Regions from separate parts of the Homo sapiens genome. Here regions 1, 3 and 4 are each linked to region 2. The links are chromatin loops, found by intact Hi-C in ENCODE. Cell type or tissue: OCI-LY7. All regions are shown on one strand.

Region 1 (8,000 bases), 460 kb after region 2:
GTCTATGTAGAAAATTCAAAAGAATTGATTAAAAAACTCCTGGAACTAATACGTGATCACAGCAAGGTTGTAGGACACAAGGTTAATATACAAAAGTAAACTGTTTTCCTATATGCCAGCAATAAATAAGTGGTATTTAAAATTAAAAACACAGTACATTTACATTAGCACCCTCCAAAAGCTTAAAGTATAAATCTAATAAGATATGTATAAGATCTATAAGAAGAAAACTACAATACTCTATTGATAGAAATCAAAGAACTAAGAGGAGAGATATTTCATGTATGTGGGTAGGATGACTCAATACTGTCAAGATGTCAGTTCTTCCCATCTATAGATTCAACACAATCCCAATTAAAATTCTAAAGTTTATATAGAGAGCTAATTAGACCCAGAACAGCCAACACAGTATTAAAAGAGAATGAAGTCAAAGAACTGACACTATCTAACTTTTAAGACATACTACACTAAGCATAGTAATCAAGACACTGCAGTATTGGTTTAAAAAAAAAAAAAAAAAGACAAATAGATCAATGGAATAGAAAGCACCAAAAGACCCATATACATAGAGTCAACTGATCTTTGACAAAAGAGCAAAGGCAATACAATGGAGAAAAGGTATCTTTGCAACAGGTGGTGCTGGAACAACTGGACATCAACTTGCAAAATAATGAATGTAGACACAGATCTTACACCCTTAACAAAAGTAAATCAAAATGAATCATAAGACAGACATGGTGGTACATGTTGATATTCCCAGCTACTCAGGAGCCTGAGATGGGAAGATCACCTGAGCTCAGGAGGCGGAGGTTGCAGTGAACCAAGATCGTGCCACTGCACTACAATCTGGGCGATAGACTAAGACTCTGTCTCAAAAACAAAGACAAAAAATGAAACAAACTCACATCAAAATGAATCATAGACCTAAATGTAAAACATGAAACCATAAAACTAGGCAATAACATAGGAGAAAATCTAACTAAACTTGGATATGGCAATGACTTTTTTAGATACAACAATAAAGGCACAATTCATAATAGAAATAATTGATATGGATTTTGTTAAAATTTAGTGTCTTTATGATACTATAAATAGTGAATATAGGTTATTATCTGTTTGTCTAAACCCATAATGTGTAACATTATACCATAATGTAAACTATTAACTTTGACTGATAATGATATGCATTCATCAATTGTAACAAATGTGCCATTCTGGTGCAGAATGTTGAGACTGGAGGGGGCTGTGCATATGTGGCAGGAAGATTTATATGGTAACTCTCTGTAGTTTTTGCTCTGTTGCGAACCTAAAACTGCTTTAAAAATAAGTCTTGAAAAAAATCCCTATATGATTCATTCTGATCTGATAGTCTGATCTGAGAGTTAATTATCTGATTACCAGAAGAAAATTCAATACTCTTTAAAGGAAGACAACAAAATTTGTATTTTCAACAACACAGAGCATCCACAATATCCACCATGTAATAAAACTAGCTAGACATACAAAAATGCAGGCACATGTGACCAATAACAGAATAATGGGTCAACTTATCCAGCAGAAACCAAACTAGGATGACCCAGATGTTGGAAACAGCAGACAAGAACTTTAAAGTGGCTCCAGGACTTAAAGGCAAATATGGTCCCAAATCAATGAATAGATGGTAAACAGCAGTAAAGGAATTAAAGCTTTAATAAACAAAGAATAAAGAAATACAGCATCTGAAATAAAATTATTGAATGGGCTTAACAGCAGATTGGAGTAGAAAAATAAATAAATCAGTGAACACGAAGAGAGATATGCAGAAATTATCCTATCTGAAGACCAGAAATAAAAAAAGAAGGAGAGGCGAGGATGGGGGGTATAAAAGAACCTTAATGAACTGTGGGACAAGATCACAATGCACAACTATATGTAACTGGAGTCCTGAGAGGGAAAGAGAGAATAGGGCAGATAAATATTTGAAGTAGTAACAAAACTTTCCCCAATTTTTTCAAAAACATAACATAATGTAAAGATGCAAGAAGCTCAGTGAACCCTAAGAAGGACAAAAACAAAGAAAACTATACCTAGAAACTTTATGGTCAAACTGCTGGAAAACAAAGATAAAGGGAAAATTGTCAAAGTAGCCAGAGAGAATGTACATGTTATATATGGAGGAACAACAATATGAGTAATGGTTAACTTTTTATCAGAAACAACAGAGGCCAGGAGACAATGAAACGGTATCTTTAAAGTGCTGCACACACACATACACACACCACAACCACTTGTCAACCTCAAATTCTATATCTTTAAAGATAACGGAAAAGGGATTTTTAGATAAATGAGATCTCATTGCCAGCAGACCTACACTACAAAAAAATTTTAAAGGGAATTTTGCAGACTAAAGGAAATTGACACCAGCTGGAAAATATATGGGTAAATATAAAATTGTGCGTGTTTATTCTAATTTTACTTAAAAGACATAAAACCAGAAAGCAAAAAGTAAAACATGGTATTCTAGGACATATATATATATATATATAAAACAATTGATGAATGCATATATATATATATGCATATATATATAGCACAAAGAAGGAGGTGAGGTGGTAAAATATTAACCACTGTTGACTGAGAAGATATGACTGTGTATTATAATCCCTAGAGTAACCACTTTAAAAAAAATGCAAAGAAGTATAGCTGAAAAGTCAACAGAATTAAAATGAAAAACTAAAAATGATTTGATTTTCTGCCAAAATAAGGCAGAAAAGGAACAAGAAATGATCAAAAAGCAGATGGGACAAACAAAGCAAACAGCAAAACTGTAGACCTTAATTCAGTTATATTAATACTTATATTAAATGTTAGTAAAAACTCCAACTAAAAAGCAAAAATTGTCTATAAAGACTGTATCACTTAAAATCTTTGCATTTTTTTCTGCAGGTAGATCATACCGAAAAAAAAAAAGAACCATAAGTAAAAAATACAACCTAAGTTTCTAACCTGGTAGGCCAGATAATCAGTTTAGAAGACAACAGCAGTGCCCTTAACATCTGTCTCTCGGGTTTCATAGCTAGTGGCCGGGGTGCAAAATATAGAACACTTCTGGTTTTTGTCCACTGCAATCTGATAGCAGATGTCCTCCCCAGATGTCTCACCTCCTGACTCTAAAAGGTAATCCTTTTCTATATAAAGTATTTTGTAAAGCCAGAATCATTCTCAGCATAGCTTCTGTAGACCACATAGGTAGTCAGTTAATGACACAAGCTTGCTAGTTAGCTGCTTGTTTGGTTCTCATTCCATAAATAGACGTTAAGATACTGATCCTGCCTTTAAAAGTTTCTGGTGATGATTAAAATTTAAACAAAATATATAACTTCTTTATGAATCATGAAACTAAAAAAATGAGTCTTTTTGTATGTTATCTAAGAGTCCTGTGTTTAAATTTTAATGCAGACAAACTTTCATTCTTTCCTCCAGTAGGTGTTCTTATGTCCCCTAGTGGATACAGGTCGATATGGTGGACGAATGATAGGGCAATACTGGCTAAGTAAAGGTTCATAAATCCTAAATGTCTGCCTTGCCCACATATTTTTCCAAACCAGTACCTTGCACTATTCTAATTTACCATAAACAAAGAAAACATTAGTATATCTGAACTGGACCACACCTATCTGCCCCCATGTGTGGTCACTGGGCTAAAACATAGTTCTGGCTCATGACATATGCATGAACAAATGCACACCAATTAGCTACACATTTTGACCTGACATAATACAAAGGAGTTGACATTTCCACTGTAAATCTCTATTTTTAGAGATTTATAGCTTAGTCATAAAAGTGGACTTTAGAAAAATCAAGAGTGCAAACTTTTAGCCATAAGAAAGAATTTTTCCCTTCTAATAAATTAAAACAGTGTGTAGAAAATCTGATCTGAAACTATGGTTCTGTGTGAGAGAGACAGAAAGAGAGAGACAGAAATAGAGGGAAGGAGGGAGGGAAGGCAGGGAGGCATCCTCCTGGTGTTCAGAAATTTTGACAGCCATGTTTAAATTATTTGTCTGTTTGAGGAGACAGAGGTTGGAGAAAAAAAGAGTATTAACGCATAATAATAAAAAAAGGCTTTTCTTCTCCACATGTAGAAAAAAGGCTCTTTCCTAATGTTTCCAGTAGTAAGTTCTAAAGATACATTTTCTCTTCCCAAATACACATACATGTATGTGGCCACACATGTAGTCAGATGTGAACTGGCTTCCAGCCCATTATTATTATAGACAGTAAACCTTTCAAATTAGACCTGAGGCTGACACTGCCAGGACAGGATCCACATTAATGTGGAGTCAGAGAGTTAATATGGAAAGGAAAGGTTTCCTTTCGCTTCCATGTCCCATCTCTACATAACCATGGCGACAGAGCCCAGGCACTCCATGTGATCTGCAATGATCCTCCACACCTAGCCTCATGCACTGGTGGCAGTGAAGACCAGGCTGCAAAACTCTGCCTCCCATACTGTTCCTATCCCCATTTCCTATTTTATCCATAGTATTTATTATCACCTGATGCACACAGGTGTGTATGTGTGTAAGTAAATAAATATGATTTGTTATTGTATCCTGGTACATAGTACGTACTCACTCTAACTGCTGCTTTAATTTTATTTCCTTAAGTACTGGTTTAGTTGAAGATCTCTTTGTTCATTTGCTGGCCATTTAGACTTTTCTTTGTATTCCCACTTCTTAACACCATGCTTCTTAGTACATAGTAGCTACTCAATAAATTGGGTAAAGGAAGGAAAAACCAGGGACAAATTTCTAACAGTTCGGCTTTTGGATTCTTCTTGCTGAAGCTGGGAATTTGGTTTAAGAAAAAGAATTGCCCTAAAATAGGAGGAGATACTGGTGACGTGGCATTGCTTGAGGGCATTACAGCAGCACAATCTCAATTCCTATTATAGAAACGCTTTCTTAGCAGGCATCAATCAACAGCAAACTCAGAAATTTTAAAGTGAAATTTAAGATGTCCTAACATGTTAAGACTGACCATAGCCATAGGCCCTCCCACTCCAAGCTGCCAAATTCTCATGCCAATACTTTCTGGGTAGGTTTTTAGGTCAATAAAGAGTTCCTGTTAACTCACACCCTAGTCAGACTAATCTCTGATGCTTTAATTGGAAATGTTTAAGTCTTTCTTTTCCTGGGAACTCAAAACTTAAGCTTCTGTCGCTTCAAACATGAACTAAAGTACAGCATCTTGTCATACAATAAAAAGATACCAAAGAAGCTGGGAGATTTAGAACCGGTATGCAAAGACACACTAGGAAGTCCTGACATGTCAGCTCCCAGGTCAAGCCTTATGAAACTCATTTATGGGATGTCATTTACCACAGACAGATTCTCTATCTTATAACTGACATGGTCAGAAACCAATTAAGCACCTCTAACAGAAAGGTCCAACAGCATACGTTGGTACAGACACATACCTTGATGCAATTAATAGATATGGGAAAAAACTTATATGAAAATGTTGCCTTTAGACATAATCTTTTCTTTAATGTTCATTGTAGTAGGACTCATTTTCCTGCAATATCTCCCGTTCTGGGAGAATTAGGTGAAACCACACCCATTTGACCCACAGACTAACTGTGCCGTGGACAACGGCTAGGTCACAGAGTTAAAGAAAATACAAATTGAAGAATTCTGGAATTTAGAAAAGAGATATGGATATTACTAACTCCTCTTTACCAGGGAGAGAATCCTACGGTATAGGAACCAAATGTTGGTCCTTAAAGAAACAGCTATATGAGCAAGATCAGGACTCAGATAATTCATCTTATTCATTCTCAACCCATCAAGGGAATATTCTATTGGAGTAAATCTCAGCTTAGAACTGACAGTTTATTTTAAGTAAGTTTGGGTTTTAAAGTGAATCAGCAACTTATTTCCATTTTAGTTTGAGAGTTTTCTGACACTGAGAAGAAATGGAGATAAGGCAGTCTAGCTACCTTTACATGCCACCCTTTTATAATATTCTAACAAAATTTCTTTCCTTCTCTGGAGGCAGTAGTGTCTCGTCCCTAAAAGTAAGTTTGTAATAAATATCTACTGTTTTGAATGGCCACACGTAGTAACAAGCTACAGTGCTGAAATTGAAAGGAGGGCAATCTGGCTGAGACATAACCAAAAAAAGGGGAAAGTACTAAGAAATAAGGCTGGAGAGTAGACAAGCTCTTGTAAGTCTCCATGGCAAGGAGTTTGAATTTTATTCCAGAGACAACGGGAACAGAGATGGGATCTGACATACTTTTTAAAAATTATGCTGTAGAAAATGGATTTTAAAAAGACAAAAGTGAAAACAGGAAGTCCTGGTAAGAGACTTTCTCAGTATATCAAGAGGGAGATGATGGCTGCCTAGAGTCAGGTAGCTGGAGGAAAAAGAGGGAAAGAAGCAGATGGAGTTAATAGTAGAGAATGATGAAGCAAAAGGAAGAATAAAGAATCTTAATAACAAGAAGTTTTTAATGACAACAGGTTTGCAGTTTTACTAATTGGGCAGATGATGATGCCATTAATAGAAACAGGGAAGGATAAGACAGTACTGCGGTTTTAATTTTAAAATTTTGGTGGGGGGGATTAGTGGAGGGACGTCAACAGTTTTTTTCTAGACATGTTAAGTTTGAGAAGCCTATTAGACTTCCAAATTGAAAGGTTAAGATGGCAGGTGGACATATGGAGTTTGGAGTTCAGGGACGAGATCAATGGTGTTTAAGGTAGAAACTGTCTAGCATGCAGATGGGAAGAACACTGTAAACATCTAAAACTTTGGCAGACAGGCAGGGTGTGGTAGGGAGAAGAACCAGTAACATCAGGGAATAAAGTGGAAATGTGTATACTGTAAGCAGCTAAGTAAACAAAGAAAAACAAAACAACTCTTTTGCAGTGGTTATATGCAAATAGTTCTGAAGTTATTTTGAAAAAAAAAAAAAAAAAGAGGTGATAACTACCCACTAGTTTTACAAAGAGTGTTGCTTCCAGATTTTTTCTTACGCATATCTAGTAATTTTCATCAGACCAGGCGCTTAATCTTTAATGACAGGTACTCCATAAATGTCTATTACAGGGCTGAATTTCCAGAGAAATATTCATAATCTGGTGCAGCTGTTTTTTATTCTAAGGGGCAAAATACAAAATGTTACAGAGAATCTACAGGAAGTTTTAAAGTTCTTCAACAGCTCTACATAAGAAAATCCATTTTACAGTACTAACACCAGAACATATTAATATTTATACTGGCCAGGAGCAGTGGCTCACACCTATAATACCATAACTTTGGAAGGACAAGGCGTGAGGATCTCTTGAGGTCAGGAGCTTGAGACCAGCCTGGGCAACATAGTGAGACCCTAACTTTACAAAAAAAATTAAAAATTACCTGGGTGTGGTGGTGCACCTGTAGTCCTAGCTACTCAGGAGACTGAGGTGGGAGAGTCACTTGAGCCTAGAAGTTAGAGATAACAATAACAAGCTTATCATTTCTTTACCAAAATATCCACATAACTTTAGTAAAGAAATAAGCTTGTTAATATGTAAAGACATGGAAACCTCCTGTATACACTTGGGTGAAGGTGGGACAGTGGTAATTTTTTTTAAATCTTTTTTCCTTCTTTTCCCAAAGAATCACTTTTAACTTTTCAGGGTAAGTTTAAAATAGCTTTGCTTTGAATGAATCCTTTTTGTTCATTATTTAAAAATCAAAATATGCAAATAAATAGACAAAGGACCACACTATACTGGTTCAAAGTTCTTTATCCTTCTTCTTTAGTTAAAAATAATCACATACATATGTTAGTTGGCATCATAATTGGGATAATTTCAATAATCTTTTTCTCTAAATTTCCTCTGAATGTACTTCTCAACTGCTCAAATACTAATGCTCTTCTGCACTGGCATCAGAAGCCACTCAAGTTGGGGAACTCCTTTGGTATCAGTAAGAGACAAAGCCTCTGGCCCTGTGACCACTCAACG
Region 2 (8,000 bases):
GATGTAGAAGTATGGGGGTTGCACTCAAAGCCATAGGTTTGGGGGACTTGTCTCAACACACACAGGAGAGGGGAAGGACAAAGTCAAAACAAGTTCCAGACTTTTTCTGGCAAAGAAATATGCCAGAAAGATTTGAACTGTTCTAGGGAAGGCTTGCTGGAAGAAACCATCTCTCTTCTCTGACTAGGCACCCACTCCTCTGTTCAGGCAACAGCCAGTAGCAATCTTTAAGGAAGACATAATCAGGCCCTCTTTTGCATAGCTGGAGATACTGAGTGAGCTATTTTCAGATGCCCAGTTCTGGGAGAGTTAGGAGATTTAGGTGTAAGCAAGATTGGGATGAGTTGGAAAAGGAGGGAGGAGAAGTGTGGCCAGGCCAAAATGACAGAGATTGACAGGGAAGTAGAGAGACAGTGCTGGTATGGGGCCACTGGAGCAGAGGAAGGTGTAAGAGTGATGGCCACTGGCATTTACTAAGCATCCACTGGGCACCACAGCCACGCCAGGGGGATGGTAAACTCATTTTACGGAGGTAGAGACTAAGGTTAGGGGAGGTTGAGTAAATCACCTGGAATTACAATGGCAGAATCAGCATTGGAACTCAAATCTCTGACTCCAGATCCCAGGCTCTTTCCTTTGTTCATATAAAGGAGAACTTTGGGGTTGGGTCTAGGGACCACAGGGCCAGGGTTTGTTTGCCTGAAGGGGTAGAGAAGGATTTCATGACAGGGGCCATCTCTCCCAACTCTGTCCTCCAGACACACACACACACACACACACACACACACACACACACACACACACACCACACACATGCCCATTCCTTCAACTGGCTGGAAAGTGCAGGATTTGGAGTTAGAGATCAGGTTCATCTCTGAATTATTGAGTGGATAGCCTTTCTATCTCTGCACTTCATAAAATCATGACCACTGTCAGGCCAGGCGCAGTGGCTCATGCCTGTAATCTCAGCACCGTGGGAGGCTGAGGCAAGTGGATCACTTCAGCCCAGGAGTTTGGTACCAGCATGGGCAACATAGCGAAACCCTAACTTTACAAAAAATACAGAAATTGGCCTGGTATGGTGGCATGCGCCTGTAGTCCTAGCTACTCTGGGGGCTGCGGTGGGAGGATCGCTTGAGCACAGGAGGTCAAGGCTGCAGTGAGATGTGACAGCACCACTTCACTCTAGTCCGGGTGACAGAGTGATGCCTTGTTTCACAAAACAAACAAACAAACAAACAAAAAATCGGATCTCCCAGAGAATATATGATACACCTAAGTCTTTAATAACCATATGGTTCCTGATAGAAGTTCATAATATTTAAAATATTAATGCTATATAGTTGCTATTGCCACTGCTCACGCCATGTTGAGAATTGAGGGGCGTTTTTTTTTTTTTTTTTTTTTCCCCTTGAGACAGAGTCTCACTCTGGCCCAGGCTGGAGCGCAATGGTGCGATCTTAGCTCACGGCAACCTCTGCCTCCTGGGTTCAAGCAATTCTCCTGCCTCAGCCTCCTGAGTAGCTGGGATTACAGGCACCTGCCACCACACCCGGCTTTTTTTTTTTTTTTTTAGACGGAGTTTTGTTCTCGTTGCCCAGGCTGGAGTGCAATGGTGTGATCTTGGCTCACTGCAACCTCTGCCTCCTGGGTTCAAGTGTTTCTCCTGCCTCAGCCTCCCTCCGGAGTAGCTGGGATTACAGGTGCTCACCACCACACCCAGCTAATTTTTTGTATTTTTAGTAGAGATGGGGTTTCACTGTGTTGGCCAGGCTGATCTCGAACTCCTGACCTCAGGTGATGCACTCGCCTCAGCCTCCCAAAGTGCTGGGTTTATAGTCGTGAGCCACCATGCCCTGCCCTAATTTTTGTATTTTTAGTAGAGACGGGCTTCACCATGTCAGTCAGACTGGTCTCGAACTCTTGACCTCAGGTGATCCACCCCGCTCAGCCTCTCAAAGTGCTGGGATTACAGGCATGAGCCGCCGCGCCTGGCCGAGGGATAGTGTTTTAAGAGGCCTGACCTAACCTCTTGTGAAGAGCACAGGGAAGACCAAGTGGACTTTTCTTGGTCTCCATTCATCACTGAGGTAAAACAACCTGGCCATCTCATCCATCCCCCTGCCTCTCAGCTACCTCCCTGTCGCTCCTCTCCTCATTTATCCAAGCATTATCACTTCTTTTAAACTTTTCCTTGAAGGAAGTTCTGAGTTATTCTTGAGGATTAATTTCATACCTTTAGAGCAAGATTCTTACACTTTTTTGTGTGCCATAGCCCCTCCTCCCTTCCCCCCTCCTCCCTTCCCCCCTCCTCCCTTCCCCCCTCCTCCCTTCCCCCCTCCTCCCTTCCCCCCTCCTCCCTTCCCCCCTCCTCCCCGGGCAGTCTGAATAACACTTTCAAACGCACAAAAGATAATACATAGGACATCAAAGGAAACCAATCATTTTGAAATACAGTTATCACAATATTTTTAAAGCAGTGATATAGTAATATGTGCTTCTCCATTAATGGATTAAAGAATAAAATCTACTGGCAGGACTAGTAACCACTGGAGTTTTAAAACACGGATAAGCATAGATGATATTTGCAGAAACCTGCCACTACTGTAATGGGATTGGAAAATATCTGTTATCACTGCTGTTATCACTACTGTGGTCTGTTACCTACATTCATCATTTTTTAAAAAGCTAAATTTCAGTTGGAAGTTAGTGAAGATAAAGACGTAAGCCTTTTCCCAACCAAAGTCATGGACCCCTTTGAATTCTACCTATTAATCTCTTGGTGAAGGGAAGGGGGTGTCTGTGGACTCCAAGTTAAAAGGATTTGTTTTAGAACAGTGTTTCTCGCAGTGTGGTTCCAGCACCAGCGATATTAGCATTATCTGGGAAACTATCAGAAATGTAAATTCTTGTCCCCACCCCAGCAGATTTACTGAATCAGAAACTCTGGGGTGGGGCCCAGCAATCTGTGCTTGAATAAGCCTCCAGGTGAGTCTGCTATGAGCTCAAGTTTGAGAACCACTGCCTTAGAGTTGGGTAGGATACAATCTCCGAAGCAGAATGCATGGCCAAGATGACTCCTTCCCCTCAAAGTCTTAGAGAATGATCTATTGCCTATTTTCCTGCTCCACTTCCTTCAGACTAACTCTGAATCTGGGGTAGACTGTGGTTTGGAGTTTAAAAACCCGAGATCCTTGTTAATGCGTAATGAAGTGCTACAAAGCAGCTTCTGTCACAAGGGTGGTATAAAATACAGCTGCAGGGACAGCGGTTAAAGTTTCACTCTTTTATGGACATAAAAAATAATTGGCCTTCTAATTATCTCCATAAAAGTGAGAAAACTTGCCTGGCTTATTGGCATCTTTATTAGCACTAGGAAATAATTAGACATCCTTAATAGCTTTCTAATGATCCCTAGAGGAGGGAGCCATTTTTAGGGCATCTGCTGCCATGATTGGGTCATTATGGAGCCCTTCAGACCTGGTCTACACAGAGTGGAGTGCTTGCACATTCATCAGTGCCCGGTACTGGCTTTGGATCTCTGATGGCTCACGTGCCAGGAAAGGCGTATCTCTCATGGGCCCATGACTCTTTCCGGAGCCTTGGCAGCATCTGTCCCTGGTCTGGGAAGAGGACCCTCACTATGGTGGACTGACAAGGGGGGCTGATTATTTATGGATAGGTGAACCTCCTCTGGTCCTATCTTTTTAAGGAACTTGGAGCATGTTTATTCTATACCAGTCTCCTTTGGGAAAGATTGCTAGGCTTGTAACATTGCAATTCTCAGACCCCAAAGCACAAGCTTTGAAAAACTGAAGTCGTATTGGTAAGCAGGACAGTGGTTTTCCACCTGGTTGGTACATGGCACCCTTGCAGGTTTGGGGTCTCTGGAGGATTGAGCTTTAGGGCTGAGTGTTAGGGAGGAACGGAATCTCCAAGTGGAGGGAATCCGAGCCTACGTTTCTCCAGCAGGTGGCGCCATAACTTTACCTTCCGCGTCTCCGTCGCCTGCGATGGAAGCCGAATTTGCAGGCAGTGATGTGAGGCAGCTGTCTGGGAATCCTCTCCTCTGTATTTAGGGCTTTAATATCTCATAGAAACCCACATCATCTTCTCTCCAACTGACCTTCTCCAAGCCACTCTCATCCCCAAACCCTCGATATTTCTGATTCTTTATCTGAGAATCGTGAACAACCCTTCATAAACATGTCAGAAATACTGACGGTCCTTCCAGACCTGGAACACTGTGGAAGAGTTTGGGCAAGTCATAAATGATGCTCTCGATCACTCCCACATTCTGCGACTGTCCCCAGACCCTCCGCCTCTTCTCAGAGGTCTGCCATCAGGATCTTCAGCGTGTATGATTTGCTTACTTTGTCAGCCTAATCATAAGGTAACTTGAGCTCATAGCAGACTCACCTGGAGGCTTATTCAAGCACAGATTGCTGGGCCCCACCCCAGAGTTTCTGATTCAGTAAATCTGCTGGGATGGGGGGCAAGAATTTACATTTCTGATAGTTTCTCAGATAATGCTAATATTGCTGGTGCTGGAACCACACTGCGAGAAATACTGTTCTAAAACAAATCCTTTTAACTTGGAGTCCACAGACACCCCCTTCCCTTCACCAAGAGATTAATAGGGTTTTTAAACATCTCTCAGGGGTTAGGTAAAGCCACAAGGCAGATGATCATCTGGATTTCACTCTGAACAGTGTTTGGAAAGATGGACTCTGGACCGATAAGGTTGGAGCATACATACATATGTGTGTGTGTGTGTGTGTGTGTGTGTGTGTGTATATATATATATATATTTTTTTTTTTTTTTTTTTTTTTTTGAGAAAGAGTCTCAGTCACCCAGGCTGGAGTGCAGTGGTACCATCTGAGCTCACTGCAACCTCCACCTCCCAGGTTCAAGCAATTCTCCTGCCTCAGCCTCCCGAGTACCTGGGATTACAGGTACAGGCCACCATAACTGCCTGATTTTTGTATTTTTAGTAGAGATGGGGTTTGACCATGTTGGCCAGGCTGGTCTCGAACTCCTGACCTCAAGTGATCTGCCTGCCTCGGCCTCCCGAAGTGCCAGGATTACAGGCATGGGCCACTGCGCCGGACCAAGAGCATATATTTTTACACATGTTTACACCTTACTACATGAGTTAGGACTGATCCTGGTTTTACAGAATCTCAGAGTTCACTTACCTAATTCAATTGCTTACCCAATGCAGGCATCCTTCCTGCAATTTGACAACTTGATAGCAGCAGGGTCCCTTCCAGTTTGCAGATGATGTTCATAGCTCTTTAATGCTCACTGCAACCCTGTGAGGAACACTGGTGAAGTGACTCACCCAAGGACTCCTAGCTACTAAGTGGCAGGATTTATTAGTGTCATCTGACTTCAAGGTCAGCACTCTGTGCAACACAGCTACCTCCCCATCATGCTTGGTAAATGTTTCTCCACTTCTTTTCTTTTCTTTTCTTTTTTTTTCTTGAGACAGAGTCTCACTCTGTCGCCCAGGCTGGAGTGCAGTGGTGCCATCTCAGCTCACTGCAACCTCCACCTCCTGGGTTCAAGCGATTTTCCTGCCTCAGCCTCTTGAGTAGCTGGGATTACAGGCATGCGCCATCACCCCTGGCTAATTTTTGTATTTTTAGTAGAGATGAAGTTTCACCATGTTGGCCAGGCTGATCACGAACTCCTGACCTCAGGTGATCTGCCTGCCTCAGCCTCCCAAAGTGCTGGGATTACAGGCATGAGCCAATGCACCCGGCCCATCCAATTCTTAGTGAATACTGATACAATGGCCACAATTACTCCCTCCTAAGGTGGTGAGTCCCACTGTTTGAGACCTCGGGTTTTGAAAAACACTTTCCTTATTGTCTGGTAATCCTCTGCTGCATAACCACTTTACCCCAAAACTTAGTGATTTAAAACAACAGGCTGGGTATAGTGTCTTACACCTGTAATCCCAGCTCTTTGGAAGGGTGATGTGGGAGGATCGCTTGAGTCTAGGAATTTGAGACCAGCCTGGCCAACATGGCGAGACTCTATCTCCACAAAAAGTAAAAAAAATAGCCAGGTGTGGTGGCACACACCTGTAGTTACTTGGAAAGCCAAGGTAGGAGAATGGCTTGAGTCCAGGAGGTTGAAGGTTCGGTGAGCTGTGTTTGTGCCACTGCACTCCAGCTTGGGCAACAGAGTGAGACCCTGTCTCAAAACAAAACCAACCACAACAAAAAACCCCAAAAAACCAAAACCAAACCAAAACAACAACCGTGTTCTTCTATCTCATGATTTTGTGCACGAGGAATTCAGAGAGCACTCGCTTGGATGATTCTTCTGTTCCGTGGGGCATTTAGTTGGCCAGTGAGCTGGTCTGGAGGGTCCAAGACAGCTTCTCTTGCACATCTGGTGCCTTGGCAGGGAGGGCTGGAAGGCTGGGCTGGTCTGGACCTATCAACTAGAGCACATCATGGGCCTCAGGGCAGTTGGGCTTCTCTCAGGGAGGCTCAGAGCTCCCCAAGTGAGCGAGGGAGAGTTCCAGTAAATGAGGTGGAACCTGCATACCCTTTTATGACCTAGACTTGGAAGTTACGTAACACCACTTCCACCACATCCTCATTGTCAGAGGCCTGCCCAGGTTGGAAGAGAAGGGAGATAAATTCTGCCTCTTGATAGGACAAGTATAAAAACTTTTGCCACCATGCTTTGAAACCACGTTATTTAATTGAAGTTAGCTTTTCTGTATCTGCCTCTAGCTGTACACTTTCTAAATCTAGTCTTTATTCTCTATTTAAAACCTTTTTGTCAAGGTTCAAGGCAGCCTCTCTAGATACCTAAGGTCGATGACTCAGTCCACAAAATGATGCCTTGGGGTGAGACACCAAAATAACAGAACTCTCATTCGTATTTTAATTTTACCTAAAGAATGTAAAGTGAGCCTTTACTAATGTTTTATATAAGATTTGACACTGACACCCACCTTCAGGCTGTGTTTCAGGTGGGTATTTGTTACCTGCTATACACAAGCTATGCCAAGGGAAGAGGGGGTGTTCCCCAACAGGATTGCAAGTGGGGACTTGAGCCATTTGTGTGCCTTGTGTTACAGAAATGCTTGAGTTTATGGGTGCCAAGACAATGGGATCTAGCTTCAGTAAAATTACCCATCCCCAAATGGTTAAGAAACTTTCAAAGATTTTTGTAAACAATCTTTAGATTGAAAAACTAGACAATTAATACAATCAAACAATGGGAAAAAAAATGACAGAGTAGGCATTTCAGCTCCTGGCTTGGACACTTCATCTGTCATGTTATGAGGTGAAAACAATAATACCCTGGTCAGATCAGACAAGGCCAGACCAAAAAAAAATAAAAATTATGGAGGTTATTTGAAATATGAATTTGCATCTACTATTGGTATTGCTGTTAAATTTGCATCTACTATTGGTATTGCTGTTAAAAATAAGATATTAAAATGTTAGAGCTAATTTTATACCTTATTCAATTTTAATAATTTTTATGTGGTTTATAATGTACATAATATCGTATACTATATATTTAAAATACATATATGGGTCATGCTCAAATATTTTTTTCTGATTCAGCATATGAACAAAAACTTTGGAGACCAATGGAATCTATTTCCATCTTTCCATTAATTTAGCAGATATTTATTAAGCATGTACTATACAAATGTACATAATATACTAAATATTAAATATACAAAAATAAGTAAGGTCTTTGCCTTCAGGTATTTTGGAAGATATGTTTTTTTCAAAATTACAGCTGGACGTGGTGGTTCACACCTGTAATCCCAGCACTTTGGGAGGCCAAGGCGGGTGGATCACCTGAGGTCAGGAGCTCGAGACCAGCCTGGCCAACATGGTGAAACCCCGTTTCTACTAAAAATACAAAAATTAGCCGGACATGGTGGCACGCACCTGTAATCCCAGCTACCCTGGAGACTGAGGCAGGAGAATCGCTGGAACCCAGGAGGCAGAGG
Region 3 (8,000 bases), 660 kb after region 2:
CATCTTTTCTCCAAGCTCCCTGAGACATCTCAGGCCCTAGGAGAAGGCTTCCATACTTGGTTCTCACGCTCCAGGAAGAACACCAACCTGCTTTGAGGTCCCTGGCCTTCTTTCCTGGTTAGCTTACATTTGCATTTGCAAGAACAAAATGAGCCAGAAAAGCTTCCTTTGTCAGAAGTTAACCCTGAGGTCTAACAGGCTCAGAGAAAGGGAAGACAGGGGAGAGGCAGAGGGAGAGAGATATAGGGAAAAGACTAACCGTCAATAGGAAATCCTTCAGTGAGGCAAAAGCTTGAGCGACATCTACCCTAACCCAAAGGTGGGGTAAAGTTTGTGCCCCTCTGAAAGCATTCAGCAAGGTGTCCAAGGGGCTGTTAAGGCCCCTTAGGGGGCAGTGTGGGCTTTGTTTCCCCGTGTGCAGAACAGTGCCTTGCCTGTTGAATTCTGATGCCAATGCACTCACCTCTTCACCTCCCCAGCCCCCAGGCCAGGTCAGCAGCTAAGAGCGGATGGAAGGTCCTGATGTCTGAGCCTGGGTCTCTGTGCAGCGCACCAGCTGGAGCAGTGGCCTTTGCCTGGCGGGGTGGGGGGGCTTCCTTGGAGACTCAGACTCCAGGGAATTATAAAACATACTCACCAGCTCATTTCACATATAAAGTGGACAAGGTTGGTCATAGGAGGGAAGCCTTGTCTGGGGATCTGGAGAACCAGGCTCTCCTCTTGGATCTGATGCACTTGAGTCCTTTACTTTCTCTGAGTTCTAGTAGCCCCGTCTTTAAAATGGGAATAATACTTGCCCTGCACTGTGGTTGAGAAGAGGGGAAAAAGGAGGGATGGATATAAAAGCTCCCTAAAAAGTTCAAAGTACAGACCATCATTACATCTGAAGCCTGTGCCAGGTGACTCGCTCATCAGCCTTCACTGCATTGCAGCAACTCTAAGGTCACCTGCACGGAGGACACTGACCACGTTTCATTTGTGGGTTGGGAATGGACCTCCTCCCACTCCCAGGAAAGAGTCGGGGATGACTCCCACCATGCCACAACTCACACCAGAGATGAGGGCAACTTGGCATTTTAATGGGCAGAAGGAGAGAAGCTGGAAGAGAATGTCCTCTCTAGACACACCTAGCCCAGTGCATGGCCTCCTCTTCATCACACCTCATCGTCCTTATCTTGGCCCACACCTGCACCTGTGTCTCTTTCACTTGCACCACAGAGTCCTCATAGCCTTTTTTATACGGAATAAGATGGGGAAAGGGAGAGGAAAATGGAGAGGGGTTCAATTCTGCACTGAGGGTTAACCCAAACAGATCATCCTTATCTCCAGCAAAGGATGAAAGGACCCAGTGGGAGACGTTGCTCACTGCTCACCAAAAAGCCAGGCTCTCCTCTTCTTCCTGGGCACACTACAGGGCTGTGCTTCCCAGCCTCCCTGGCAATTATATGTGACCATGTGACTAAGTCCTAGCCAATGGGATGCGAGTGACCTGGCCCATAACACCCTCCCAGACTTGCTCCCCAGTAATCTGTTCTCTATCTGGATGGCTCCACTGGTGACAACCTTCAGGGTGACTGTGGAAGCCTGAGGACAGGGCCACCCTTTTGATTTGTTGACCTACCCAATACTGCTACATGAGCATGAAGTAAATGACTACTGTGTTTGAGCTTTTATGCATTTGGGGATCTACGTGTTAGAGCAGTCAGCCTACCCTAATTCATACAGATCATGATAGCCCGTGGGTTTTGCCACTTCCAGGAAGCCCATGTGACCTCTGCCTTCTTTCTACCGTCTTTATCTCGATCAAATGCTACCTTATAGTGCTATTTAATCATTTCATGGGAATAGTAACTAAAATTTAAACAAGGGGCTCTCATCTTTCTTTTCAATTTTATGCCATGCCTAGCAAAGTGCTGTCCCCAAAGAGATGTTTAAAAATCATTGGATTAAATCTTTAGGTTCACCCCTCTGTGTATTTAGTAGGAAGTTACTCCAGCAGGAATGTCCATTCTTTTTCTCTACCTCTGAACTTCTAGCATCTTGTCTATGCCCATTGTCCACCTCTCTTCTTCCACAGGGACTTTCCTTACCACTTTAGGCCTCAGTGATCTATCTTTCCTTCCCTCAAAGTCACAGCACCTTGTGGTCACTCACCTGATGATTCATCAAGATAACTTTTACATTATTGTCTTAACAGTGTAACTATAACATAACATATATAACATATATGTAAATATAACATAACTTACATATAATTTACATATTACATAACACTAGCTGTGTTATATGTAAATATAACATAACTAATTCTGCAGTGTAACTATAACATAATGATGCATTTAAAAGATGGGCAGAGGAAGAGGAGAAAAGAAACTGACAAGGAGACGTCAAGCAAGTAGGAAGAAAACTTGGAGAGTTCAGATGTCCTTGAAACTAGGAGAAGGGCTGGGCAGGTGACTCACGCTTGTAATCCCAGAACTTTGGGAGGCCGAGGTGGGCGGATCATGAGGTCAGGAGATCGAGACCATCCTGGCCAACATGGTGAAACCCCGTCTCTACCAAAAATACAAAAATTAGCCGGGCATGGTGGTGCTTGCCTGTAGTCCCAGCTACTCTGGAGGCTGAGGCGGGAGAATTGCTTGAACCCAGGAGGTGGAGGTTGCAGTGAGCTGAGATGGTGCCACTGCACTCCAGCCTGGGCAACAGAGCAAGACTCTGTCTCAAAACAAACAAACAAAAAAAGAAACTAGAAGAAGGGAGCATTTCAAGGCGAGAGGGGAGACAGCATCATTTGCGGCAAAGAAAGTGGTCAAATAAGGTACAGACCACAAAAATGAGTTTTAGCAGCATGGAAGTGAGAGATGTTTCAGTGAGCCCAATGATATGGGCTGAGGAGGGAGTGGGTAGTAAGAAAAGAAAATGGAGACTGAAAAATAACAACAAGGGACAGAGAGGAGAGGGTTAGGTGGTAGCTGGGCAGAAATGTGAGGTGAGGAAGGGTTACAATTTTTTTTAAAAGGGCTGAGACTTACTGAAGGAAAACAACCGGTAGAGGGAACGAGGGTGGAGAAGAGAAGTGAGGGGTGATCCACAGAGCAGAGTCCCTGGGAAGCAGGGCTGGGTGGTGCGGCCAGGAGACAGGTGGAGGCCTGAGCCCAGCCACCTGCTTCCATGATACCTGGTGGGATGGAGGAATGACATTCTTTCTTCCTTCCTAAGCTGTTGCCAGGTTTGGGGGCAAACCCAGCTGATGGCTTCTGTGTTTTTCAGAAAAGTAAGCCCAGCTATGTGCTGGGATGACGAGAAGCAGCCTCCAAGCAGGTCCTGACCTGCTCCCATGCCCAGCACCTCCCATCCTGGAGGCGATGCCTGCAGTGGGATTGTACGGCCACTTCCCACAACCCTCACCTCAGCTTCAGGAGCTGACCTGCAGCCTCGGGTTTGGGAAAATGCAGGGGTGGTCTCTGTGGTCTGTCTGAAGGCCCTTCGAATACCTTTACCTTCAAATTCTAGCTTCTTACAAACCTAGACCACAAATCCTTTATCTGTATTTTTCCTGAACCCAACTTGGATTTAACTGTCAAATAGATGGCCTGTGGCTCTAATGCAGCGATAAGAACAGAATTCTTCACTTTGAAAAGCCAAGTTGCTTTAAAAAAAAGTTGGGGGGCACAGTTTTGGCATACACCGAGTGACTGCATTTGACCTCCGCCTGCCTGGGGCATGTGGATAACGGCAGTGGTCCCATGCCGTGTGGTCTTCCTCTTGGCTTATCCCCCTAGCTCGCTGTTGTCCTAGTGGCCATGTACTATGTGCAGGACACTTTCATAGTCCGTTCATCCACAGAGCAGTCCTAGCCTCTTCTAATCTCCACTTAAGAGCCAATGAAGCTTCCAGAGCGCAGGTAACTTAAGTCACACAGCTTGAATTAGACTGGACAATGAGCCACCTTTCCACCGTGGCTGCACTGTGACCCTGGGTCAAACGGCCTCATGACCAGCCCCCTCCACGCCTGTCCCCTTCTTGCCCGGGTCTGCCGCCTTTTCTGCTCCGGGGCCTTAGGAATTCTCCTGGGACTGTGGCTCCCCTCTAACTCCCCTCCCTCCCAGTTGCTTTCTGTTCTGCTGTTCTTGTGGGTCTCTGTTCTCCTGGCTCCAGGCCTAACGGCCGCCCCCTCCAACCTTGGCCTTGGGAAGTCTCTTGGGGCGGAGAAGAGAGGGGCTGCCTCCTGGCCCCCACCCTGCGACCCTTCGTCCCCCGCTAAGCCGGGATGGCAGGCGGACTCGCCGGACCCCTTTTTAGACCCAAGGCTCTCTTCGCCTCTCCATCCGGCTCCGGCCGGGGTGGGGTGACCTGAGGGACCCGGTAGCCGACGACAGAGAAACTAGACCGGCCAGGACGTAGAAGGGTCGCTTCCCCCAGGCTGGTCCGGGGCTGAGCGGGGCACCACAGGGAGCGGAGACAGCGGAGGCGGTGAGAGCCTCGGGAGCCACTGGGGCGAGCGCGCCAGCGTCCACCAGAGGGCGCTGTCGGCTCGCGGAGTGGGGCGCGGGCGGCCTGGAGCCCCCCGGTGCGGCCCGGCATCAGAGCGCGCAGCGACTTTGTCACTGCAGGCTTGCCGGGTGGGTTGCAGAAGAGAGAAGAGACCCACCCATCCTCAAGGCACTCATTTGGGCAAGAAGGGAAGAGACCCACAAGAAGACTATTTCACACTCTTCTCATTTCAAATGTGTATAGAGCACAAAGTTGCATTTACCATGTCCAAGATACCGAGCAGCACCAACATGAGTCATCCTGGGTCTCCAAATTTAAAGACCTCTAGGGAAGTGGCAGGATCAAAGACAGGTACCAAAGAACTATACTACAGTATATTAGGGAGAGGCAGGAACTCCAACGAGACGTGAGGAAGAAGCGGTAGGAGAGTTGAGGGAGGAGTTACAGCTTCAGCTAGGGGATGAGGCCCGGTGCATGGAGGACTTGGGCCTTAAAGTGGGACAGATTCGCAGCTTTCCAACACATGTGTTGCAACAGAACCCGTGGATTTAAGCAGTTCTGGTTACACATTCTGTTACACGCAAATGCTTATCAGTGACAAAAGGCAATATTCCTTGCCCTTTAGCCCCAGCTTGTTGATCCTGAAAGGTAAATTAGAAATAAAAATGGATTCACCAAATATCCAGAATGTGCTAGAGATATATAACCTAGTCTGAACAATCAGATCAGTCATTCTGCTAATTGGTAAAATATCCACAGGGGAGCCTGGGAGACAGCTGTTAAACTTGGTTACAGGTAGCATCAAACCATCCGCCAAAAATACCTCAATAATTCTATTGGTATTGGGAGAGGAGACACAAAAATATAGAAGTTGAAGAACAACAAAGTCTTTCAGTCTTTTTGTTTTAAAGACTCTTATTACCAAACAACTTAAGGAAGAACTCTATCAACATCATAGTTCCCTTGAGAATTATGTTATTATAGTATAGATTATTATTGAAAGAATTATTATATTGCACTGTGCTAAGGCTAGTTTAATTTGGAGCCAATAAATTAAAACAAATCTAGACCTTAGGTTTATAAAAATGTTTCCAAGGAATTAAAATGTAATTGACATGATTATCATTAAATAGTGCTGCCTTGGTTCCGGCATGGCAATGTAGAAAGAACAGTCAATGTATAAGGTATAAGATTTGGGTCTAGACCTCTAGGTAGTGTTTTGGGGTTTTTTTTTCTGTTTTTTTTTTTTTTTTTTTTTTTGGCAAGTCAGTTAACTTCTCTAGGTATCAGTTTCCTCATTTAATAGAGGAATTTAATAACAATAAAGAATATAGTCTGGGCGCAGTGTCTCATGCCTGTAATCCCAGCACTTTGGGAGGCTGAGACAGGTGGATCACTTGAGGTCAGGAGTTTGAGACCAGCCTGGCCAATATGGTGAAACCCTGTCTGTACTAAAAAAAAATACAAAAATTAGCTGGGCATGGTGGTGTGTGCCTATAATCTCAGTTACTTAGGAGGCTGAGGCAGGAGAATTGCTTGAATCTGGGAGGTTGAGGTTGCAGCAGTGAGACGAGATTGTGTGCCACCGCACTGCAGCCTGGGTGACAAAGCAAGACTCCATTTCAAAAACTTAATTAATTAATTAAACAAACCAAGTGATCCCTCAAATCCCACAGAGTTTAACAAGTAAGTCTTCTCAGTTCTGTTGGGCCCAAATGCCTCCTTTGTGCTGCCGTGGTTCTAAAGTGGCTTTAAGGAACTGCACGTCCCATGAGGTGTTAAGCATATAACGGGGAGGGGAAAGGAGCTTGGATGGCTGCTGGTTCTGATATTAGGCAGGATTCTCCATGTCATCTGGAGTCTTCTGTATGCAGTGGCCCAGAGCAAAAGGGAGGGAGGACGGTCAAACAGTCTGACTCTTACTGTGATTATTGCTACCCTAAGTTCCTATAGTGCTTTCTGAGTGGGCTGATTATTTGTTATTTATTGTGTGCCACCTTGAATTACCTTTCTGCACCTGTCATTTGAGAATAGTGTCTATGGCAGTCTTCAGTGCTATTCACCAAACATTCCATGCTCCTTGACAGTACAGATGGTAGAACTTCCCAGACCCTGTGGTTGGGGAAGGCGGGATCTGAGACTGGTTCTAGCTAACAATTAGTGGGCACAAATGATATTTAGCACTTCCAGATGGATTTTTTTGGGTGGGGGGCAGGTGGGGGACAGGGTCTGGCTCTGTTGCCTAGGCTGAAGTGCAGTGTCACAATCTTGGCTCACTGCAGCCTCCTCAAGCAATTCTCCCACCTCAGCCTCCCAGGTAGCAGGGATTACAGGCACCCGTCACCATGCTCAGCTATGTTTTTTTAATTTAATTTAATTTTATTTTATTTTGTAGAGATGAGGTTTTGCTACCCAGGGCCTCCCAAAATGCTGGGATTACAGGCATGAGCCACCAGGTGGACTATTTAATTGCCTGTGTAAGACCCTCCAGACATCCTTTTTCTCTCTGCCCATGACCAGCCATGTTCCAGATGGTAACTTTTTAGCCAGCCTGGATCCAGAAGTGAGAATGACGCTAATGGGAAGCAGAGCTCCCAACCAACCTGCCATAGACTTACAGCATGCATGAGAAGAAAGCTTTGTTCTTTTAAGGTGTTGGGATCTGGGGAGAGCTTATTACAGCAGCATGACCTAGCCAATCCTGACTAATAAAGGGCCATTTTGTGTTGTCATTTTTTGTTTCCCTAGTGCTCCAAATGACATGACATGACACTACTGACTGTTAAATAAAGGACCGACTGAATTGATCTACTCATCTCCCCAGGTAGAGTAGGGATTATCCATATAGCTATTTATCCTCCCTGGAGCACCTGCCCTAGTATCCTATATATAGCAAGTACTTAGTAAAGACCCTTGGATTGACATATGATCTTAAAAGTCCAAGACAGGGGCCAGGCACGGTGGCTCACACTTGTAATCCCAGCACTTTGGGAGGCTGATGCAGGAGGACCACTAGAGTCCAGGAGTTCAAGACCAGCTTGAGCAACATAGTGAGACCCCATCTCTACAAAAACAATCAAAAAACTTTAGCTGGGCATGGTGGCACATGGCTTTAGTCCCAGCCACTCAGGAGGCTGAGGTGGGAGAATTGCTCAAGTCTGGGAGGCCAAGGCTGCAGTGAACTGTGATTGTGTCACTGTACTCCAGCCTGGTCAACAGAGTGAGACTCTGTCCCTTATAAAAAAAAAATCCCAAGACACAACCCAACATCTGACCCACAGAAGATGAAGAATGTTATGCTATTCTCCAAATGGCATCCTAGTGAGTAGGGCTCACAGTCACAGGCCCTGAGGAATAGGGGCACCAGGCCATCTCCTTCTGCATCCATCAGCAAGCTCGATAGGGCTGCCTCTGATCCCTCCACCTCTTTGCAGGTATTAAGTGAAGCTTGGCCTGAGTCACTGCAACAGAATATAGAGCAGAGATGGGGCCAGAATTCGGAGCTG
Region 4 (8,000 bases), 510 kb after region 2:
CCTTCAAATTGCTATAGTTTAGACCTTCACCTAAACCAATACATTAGTATTTCAAGCTTTAGATATAAGAAAGTACACTTCAGAAGCTAGCATTGAATTTACATTTTACCAGATCTAAAAGTTAATATGCCAATTCTCTATAATTAAATTGATAATTTAAGATATTTTATTTAAGCACTATTTTTAGGATTTTTATTTTAAGGAAACAAACCACACACTTATAAAGTAAAAAGCAAGTAAAGTACCTACAATATCAACGCATTCACTTTCAAATTTTTTAACAAAAACCCTATTGAGTTAAAAATGCTGCTTTATTTAATTAATTTATTTTTTTGAGACAGAGTCTCACTCTGTCGCCCAGGCTGGAATGCAATGGCGCAATCTCGGCTCACTATTACCTCCGCCTCCCAGGTTCAAGAGATTCTCCTGCCTCAGCCTCCCGAGTAGCTAGGATTATAGGTGCCCACCATCATGCCCAGCTAATTTTTGTATTTTTAATAGAGACGGGGTTTTGCCGTGTTGGTCAGGCTGATCAGAACTCCCAACCTCGGGTGATCCACCTGCCTCAGCCTCCCAAAGGGCTGGGATCACAGGCGTGAGCCACTACGCCCAGTACAAAAATGCTAAGTTTTATCTTAGGTAAAATTCAATGGTGTTACTTACAAAAAGCTAATCATTAATCAATATAATTTGTTTTCTGTATAAAAGATATACGTTTAAATAACAGAATTGATATCTCTACAGTTTACAAGTCTTTTCTACCATGACAGATTGTATGTTGATGAACCGTTTAAAACTAGGTTTTCAAAAAACTTTTCTTACAGTGACTATTCATTCTGACCATAAGGAATGTTATTATCATTATTATATTTTGCCAAATTGAGATGGGAAGGTGAGATTATTTTCATGAGAAAGAAAAACTAGGTTTTTTCTGTTGTTGTTGTTGTTTTTGAGACAGAGTCTCGTTCTGTCGCCCAGGCTGGAGTGCAGTGGCGCCATCTCCGCTCACTGCAAGCTCCACCTCCCGGGTTCACACCATTCTCCTGCCTCAGCCTCCCAAGTAGCTGGGACTACAGGCGCCCGCCACCACACCTGGCTAATTTTTTGTATTTTGTAGTAGAGACGGGGTTTCACCATGTTAGCCACGATGGTCTCGATCTCCTGACCTCGTGATCCGCCTGCCTCGGCCTCCCAAAGTGCTGGGATTACAGGCGCAAGCCACTGCGCCCAGCCAAAACTATTTTTTTTTTTAAATTACTGGGCTAACAGTTTTCACCTTCATTTACAAGATTTCATGAAGACTCTGCATGAATCTCTTTTCTTCCCATTTCCCAAATATGAAAATAACTTGGTTTTTCTGATTTTAAAATAAATTACATGCTCTTTTATGTTAACAGAAGAACTTAATTTAAAAGTAATTTGCTTAAATAAAAATGCAGTTATTTAGTAAGATACCAAAAATCAACTGGGATATAATTACTCAACACTGACTGATACCTTTTTAATTCTTTACAAAAGTATATTAGAATTCTTCAGGCTCTACAAATATCTAGCATCTTCCCCTTTTCCTTCCTTCTGCCTATCAAAAATGAAGGTATTAAAAAGCCACTATGCCAAATGCCTAGCTCATCTCAAAGTTTTAAAAATAATTTATCTAAAAAACATTCTTCCAACTTGTCAGACTGAGAAACATATCGTGAGAGGTTAAATGACTTGCACTAGGTTTCTCAACGAGTAATACAAAGCACTAAAAACATGAACCAACATAAATCTTAATTATTTGCATATGAGATAACCTGTTCTGAAGTATCAAAAGAATAGCTGTTTGTATTTTAGGGATAGGAGACAAGGCCAAAAACTAAACTACCACGAACAGTGGGGGCTCTGAGATTTAATGCTTAAAGGGTAGAGCTTACTTCTAAGAAAATATCAAAGCAATTTTAAATTCTTTTATGTAATGATGAATTATCATTTCAAGGATTCTCAAATGAGCAATATCTAGTCATCTTAAAAACTTAGGTAAGGCCAGGCACGGTGGCACACACCTGTAATCCCAGCACTTTGGGAGGCCCAGGTGGGTGGATCACCTGAGGTCAGGAGTTCAAGACCAGCCTGACTAACATGGTGAATCCCAGTCTCTACTAAATACAAAAAAAAAATCAGCCAAGCGTGGTGGTACATGCCTGTAATCCCAGCTACTCAGGAGGCTGAGGCAGAATCGTTTGAATCTGGAAGGTGAAGGTTGTAGTGAGCCAAGATCGCGCCACTGCACTCCATCCTGGGCAACAAGAATGAAACTTCAACTCAAAAAAAAAAAAAAATAAAATAAATTAGGTAATCTAGTGATTAAGAGGACATACGGAAACAAGCAGAATCATGTCCCGTCAAAGACTTTCAAACTGCAGAACTCTTTGGATGGTAAATTGAAAATCAGATCAAAAATCACAAAAATGTACATTCTCTCTGAACTAGCTATTATATTTTTAGCAATACATGCAAATGAAATGTAAAAATTCAAAAAAATTAAACTGCACTATTTATGATAGCACAACTGTGACTGAAACAAAGTGGAAAAAAATGCCTATCATTACAGTGTTCATTTAATTAAGCTTTCATTAAGAATTATTATTGTAAAATATTTTTATCTCATGTAAAATATTTATGATAAATTATTAAGTTAAAACTGGGTAAAGAAAAAGCAGGCTTATGTAATATAATGTTAATAGTATTTAAACATGTATTATTACTTTAATTGTATTCTTGTTTAAGTTTTTCTGCAATAACCATGTAATACTCATATGTAATCAGAAAAGGTTTAAAAATGTAAGAACAATTATTAATTGGTCAGGGAATCATATCAGATAATGGCCAACTTTTTTTTTTTAATTTACCAAGCTTTCTTTTAAAGTTATTGTGAACTTAAATCTTGGTAAATACATCATTTGTTTGTAGAAGATCTCAAGCAATGACATTTTATGACATCATTATGATAACATAAAAGAAAGATAGCTAAGCAGAAAAGTCAAGAATAAGTTCTCAACTTTTACACACAGGCCATTTAAGAAGCAAATGAATGATTAAAAAAATCTTATAAGAAAATACAAATTATACATCCTTAAATTTCACTTGGTCCTTGCCCTCTTGAATTTTACTTGGCCTCCCAAGTTATCCTTCATGATCACTAAGGCATAACCAGCTCACTATCTACAATATAAAATATGTGAAGTGATGCAGCAGTATGCCAGGAAAGTAGCATGTATGAAAAAGTACTAAGGGCAAAATATGGTGAGGCAGAAAAAGAGAAAGAAAATACACAACCTCCTTACTTCAATACCAAAGGAGTTTACCTTTAGATACGTAACACTAGCACCATCTGGTGGAGGACAAGTTAGAAGCAATTCTTCAATTACCAGCGTTTTGTTTTTGTTTTTTTAAGTTTGTTATGTTTCAAAAAAGATGATCATTTTCCACAGAGAACAACTCTAGTAGTGGTACAGTTATCACACAGAGGATCCACACCAAGCCTGGGAGAAAATAAAAAGTCTACCAACCAGAGGATCTAAGTATACTCCAGGATGGACATCCTATCAAATCTTAGCTACAGAGCAGTCTTTCAAAAGAACAGAATTATCTTGGCTACTTCTCTTTTGGTGCCCCATACCACAGTGGATGAAAAGAACACTTTCCAACCACAAAATAAACCTAAAATGGACAGACCCGAATTACCAACTAAAAAGCAGAGCTTTAATTTGGATTTTGGGGTTCCAAACTTCACAGAGATGACAAACTCAATGGTACCTTCAAATGCCATCATGGGGAAAAGCAAATCAACAAACTGAAGGACAAAAAAGATGGAAAGTTTGTTTCCTATTTGTAGATTAAGTACCTCTACTGAGGTAGAAGAAATTTCAACAAAGAATGGCGTAAGCAGAAATTGTTTCCCCTTACCTTCCACAGTAAGCATCTCACTCTCTCTCTCTCTTCCCTCTCTCCCCGCATTCTGCTTTTCTCTTTCAAAATCCCTCTTTTATCTTTTTTCTCTACCTGTATCTGATACCAACATAAAGTTGTTGCCATACCATAAAGTATTTAATGGTACCACTAAGGAAACTAAAGAAAAAAACTGCCACAGGACCAAACACAAGACCTGATGCGTAAGTGGCATTCGACTAGGCAAGAGGCAAGGGCCTGGTTGATACTGGGACAGGAAAAGCAGGCTCATAGAGAGGAAGGAACACTAACTGTGGAAGAAACCGTTGTTTGCAACAGTACTATAAACATTCCAGGTTCACTGCTAACAAGATACAAAACCTAAGGGGGCAGGGAATAAACACTATTCTAATTTTATAATTAAAATGGTCTTTGGTCAACATTTTGAAATGTATTGGCTTAAAAAACATGGTATGTCAACCCACCTGCCATCCCCACAAAGCACCCAAAAGTTGCTTCTCCTGATTCTTGCACTTAACTCCAAAATTATTTATGTCTTTTGTACTCAAATTTGTATTTACTCATATAATACCAGATTATCTGTATTTGTTTATACTTTTCAAGTGCACCTTCATTCAGATACAAATCTGAGAGCTGCACAGAGAATTGTGAAGTTTGCTTAACAAAGGGAAAAGTTTGCATCATTTTGCATCATTTACTCTTCCACTGCTCCTATGTTTTGTTTTGTTTTTATTTTTAGCTTAAATGCATCTGTGGGAGTTTGTCCAGTAATAAATATGAGAAGTTCAGATTGCTATGGCATAGATTTTTTAGAATAAAACATATTGCAAATTATTCTACTCCATCATTATCTAATAACGTAAGACAGAATTAGCCAACTTTGAGAATATTCTAATATTTTGCTATATTTTCCCAATAATACTGACTATTAAAAGCATTAAAAAAGAATGACAACAAAAAAGAAAACCCCAAATAAACAAACAGAAAAAAAGCAAAATGAAACAACAGTAAAAAGTAAAATAATAATAATAATTAAAAAGAGAAAGATAGAAGCAGCGATATACTTTGCCGGCAACAAACAGCCCAGTTCTTTTTTACCTATAGCTGAATAAAGTTTTGGAAATAACAATGGTTTCTGCTACATTCACTAATATGCTTCTATACTGTACTGTTACAATCTCAGCGAACTCCACTAACAAATGACATACATTCATGATGCCATTCCTCACTCCTCCCTCTCTCCCTTCTCTTACATTTGTTTATCTCTCTCCCCACAACCTCTACTTTCCTCTGAACTTATACCTCAGCAGGAGTCACCACTATCCAGTCAAAGGAGACCCTATCTACAAACTTCATCTAACATACTCACCACCCAGTAGCCTCCAGTTTGGATCTTGAAGATCTATTCTGGAGCAGCCTCAACCTTCAAAATTTCTGTTGGCCACCCAGCTAATGCTGAAAAAAAATCCTGAAAACACATGCTATGTACAGATCAGCCTCTTTTCTAATCATAGTTTTTAAAGTACACTGAACAGATGGAGGGAAAGAATGAGTTGCTCAGTTCAGCCGGCTGCTTCTTAATCTAGAGTCAGATCTTTACTTTTTTGTGATCACTGCACATTTCTGACTCTGCTATATTACACTGTGTAAATATTTAGGAGACATAATTCCTTTCAAGGATCTAAACTTCTACTGTCGCTATGGCAAATGAACCTGTTTATGCTATGTTCATTAATGGCAAGCCTAAAAGAACACAGGAATTTACTAACATGTGGTACACAAACATCACAATCATAGAGCTTCTCATGGGGACATACCAAGAACATGAAAGGCCAGTTTATTTTTACTGTCATTGCCCTATAATTTCCTTTAATTCTACTAGAACAGTCCTTAATTCAAACCCTTCCTGCAGTTACAGGAACAGGGTAGACTGAATGTACATAAACGGTACCAAAAACAACCCACATTTCCATTTAACTTTCCTTCAATCTAGAGCAGTAATTCTCAAACTGGAGCCTACATCAGAATTAGCTGGAGGGTTTCATAAAACAGATTGCTGAGCCACACCCCCACAGTTTCTACTTCACTGTGGCTGAGAATTTGCATTTCTAAGAAGTTCTCTGGTGAATCAGATACTTCTGGTCCCGGGCCCACACTTTTTAAGGTTTGCTGAGGTATGATTTACATTGCATAAAATTCACCCATGTTAAGTGAATATAATTCAATGACTTTTAGTAAATGTTGTACAACCATCACCAAAATTCAATTTCATATAATTTTTTTTTTTAAGAAACTGCCAGCCAGGCGTGGTGGCTCACGCCTGTAATCTCAGCACTTTGGGAGGCTGAGGTGGGCAGATCACGAGGTCAGGAGTTCAAGACCAGCCTGACCAACACGGTGAAACCCTGTCTCTACTAAAAATACAAAATCAGCCCGGCATGGTGACATGCACCTGTAATCCCAGCTACTCAGGAGGCTGAGGCAGGAGAATCGCTTGAGATCGCACCACAGCACCCCAGCCTGGGCGACAGAGTGAGATTCCGTCTCAAAAAAGAAAACTACCTAGGTGCAATGAATGAAGGCTCCAGTTTGTTCATATCCTTGACAATACTTACTATTTGTCTCTCTTTTTACTATAGCTATTTTAGTGGCTATGAAGTGTTATCTACTTATAATTTTATTTATATTTCTTTAATCATTAATGATGTAAACCATTTACTCAATGTACTTATTGGCCTTTTCTAACCTTCTTTAGTGAAATATCTATTCTGCCCATTTTTAATTGGTTTGTCTCCTTACTAGTGAGTCATAACTGTTCTTTACGTATTCTAACTGCAAGTCTTTTATCAGATACAATATTTGCAATTATTTTCTCCCAATTTTGGTTTATCTTGTCATTCTCTTAATGGTTTTCTGAAACAGAAAGTTGTGTGTGCTCATTTTAATTTTTGAAAATTACTTGATATATAACTGTTATACATATTTTTGGGGTACATTGATAATTTGATATCTGTATATAATCTGTAATGATCAAATCAGGGTATAAGTGGGATATCTGTCACCTCAAACATCTATTTTTCTTCATGTTGAGAACATTACAATTCTCTTCTATTTAAAAATATATAATAAATTACTGTTAATTATAATTTCCCCACTGTACTACGGAATACTAGAACTTATTCCTTCTATATAACTTCTTCATGCCCCCCAACTCTGGTAACTACCATTCTACTCTCTGTCTCCATGAGGTCAACTTTTTTGTCTCCCATATGAGTGAGAACATGCAATATTTGTCTTTCCATGCCTGGCTTATTTCAGTTAGCATAATGGCCTCCAGTTCCATCCAGGCTGCTGCAAATGACAGGGTTTCATTCTTTTTTTATGGTTGAATAATATCCCATTGTGTATACATACCACATTTTCTTTATCCATTCATCAGCTGACAGACACTTAGATTGATTCCATATCTTGGCTAATGTGAATAGTGTTGCAATAAACATGGGAGTACGATACCTCTTCAATATACTGAGTTCCTTTCTTTTGGATATATACTTAGCAGTGGGATTGCTGACTTATATGGCAGTTCTATTTTTAGTTTTTTTTAGGGAACCCATATAGAATTTTCCACAATGGCTATACTACCTTACCTTCCCACCAACAGTGTATGAGTGTTCACATTTCTCCACATTCTCTCCAGCATTTGTTATTTTTTACCTTTTTGATAAGTCATTCTAACTGTGGTGAAATGACATCTCATTGTGGTTTTAATTTTCATTTCTTTGATGATTAGTGATGCTTAGCATTTCTTTAATATATCTAGTGGTTATCTGTATGTCTTCTTCTGAGAAATGTTTGTACAGGTCTTTTGACTATTTCTTAATCACAGTATTTGTGGGTTTTCTTTTGCTATTGAGCTGTTTCACTTCCTTATATGTTCTAGTTATTAATCCCTTTGTGATAGTTTGCAAATAATTTCTCCCATTCAGTAGGTTGCTTCTTCACTTTGTTGACTGTTTCCTTTGCTGTGCAGAAGCTTTTTAGCTTGATGT

Evidence for each region. Hi-C counts contacts between places; a loop is a spot of excess contacts. Peaks named below come from ENCODE experiments on the same cell type or tissue, not always from the same donor. Only the 100,000 strongest peaks of a DNase experiment are listed, where the experiment ranks them.
Region 1: a loop joins it to region 2, with 17 times the contacts of the local background. A loop is called at or near these places in 5 of 110 quality-filtered maps.
Region 3: it touches region 2 in a loop (8-fold over the local background); 3 of 110 quality-filtered maps call a loop at or near these places.
Region 4: a loop joins it to region 2, with 14 times the contacts of the local background. A loop is called at or near these places in 104 of 110 quality-filtered maps.

The regions. Positions count from the first base shown.
Region 1 is chr2:45,436,855-45,444,854 of GRCh38, forward strand. All of the region lies in intron 16 of SRBD1 (S1 RNA binding domain 1), which reads right to left. Among named protein-coding and RNA genes, the nearest start is that of SRBD1, 170 kb to the right of the region's middle. In OCI-LY7, CTCF peaks have their summits at 3,519 and 3,721; DNase peaks (open chromatin) are centred at 3,107, 3,487 and 6,379; H3K4me3 peaks cover 2,212 bases; H3K27ac peaks cover 7,202 bases.
Region 2 is chr2:44,977,817-44,985,816 of GRCh38, forward strand. No RefSeq gene overlaps it. Among named protein-coding and RNA genes, the nearest start is that of SIX2, 28 kb to the right of the region's middle. In OCI-LY7, CTCF peaks have their summits at 3,957 (motif pointing right) and 4,157; a DNase peak (open chromatin) is centred at 4,005; H3K27ac peaks cover 744 bases.
Region 3 is chr2:45,639,315-45,647,314 of GRCh38, forward strand. No RefSeq gene overlaps it. Among named protein-coding and RNA genes, the nearest start is that of PRKCE, 8.4 kb to the right of the region's middle. RefSeq lists silencers at 1,082-1,258, 4,423-4,632. In OCI-LY7, CTCF peaks have their summits at 407, 4,527 (motif pointing right) and 4,766; a DNase peak (open chromatin) is centred at 4,517; H3K4me3 peaks cover 625 bases.
Region 4 is chr2:45,491,506-45,499,505 of GRCh38, forward strand. All of the region lies in intron 14 of SRBD1 (S1 RNA binding domain 1), which reads right to left. Among named protein-coding and RNA genes, the nearest start is that of SRBD1, 120 kb to the right of the region's middle. In OCI-LY7, CTCF peaks have their summits at 3,393 (motif pointing left) and 3,597; a DNase peak (open chromatin) is centred at 3,356; H3K27ac peaks cover 2,752 bases.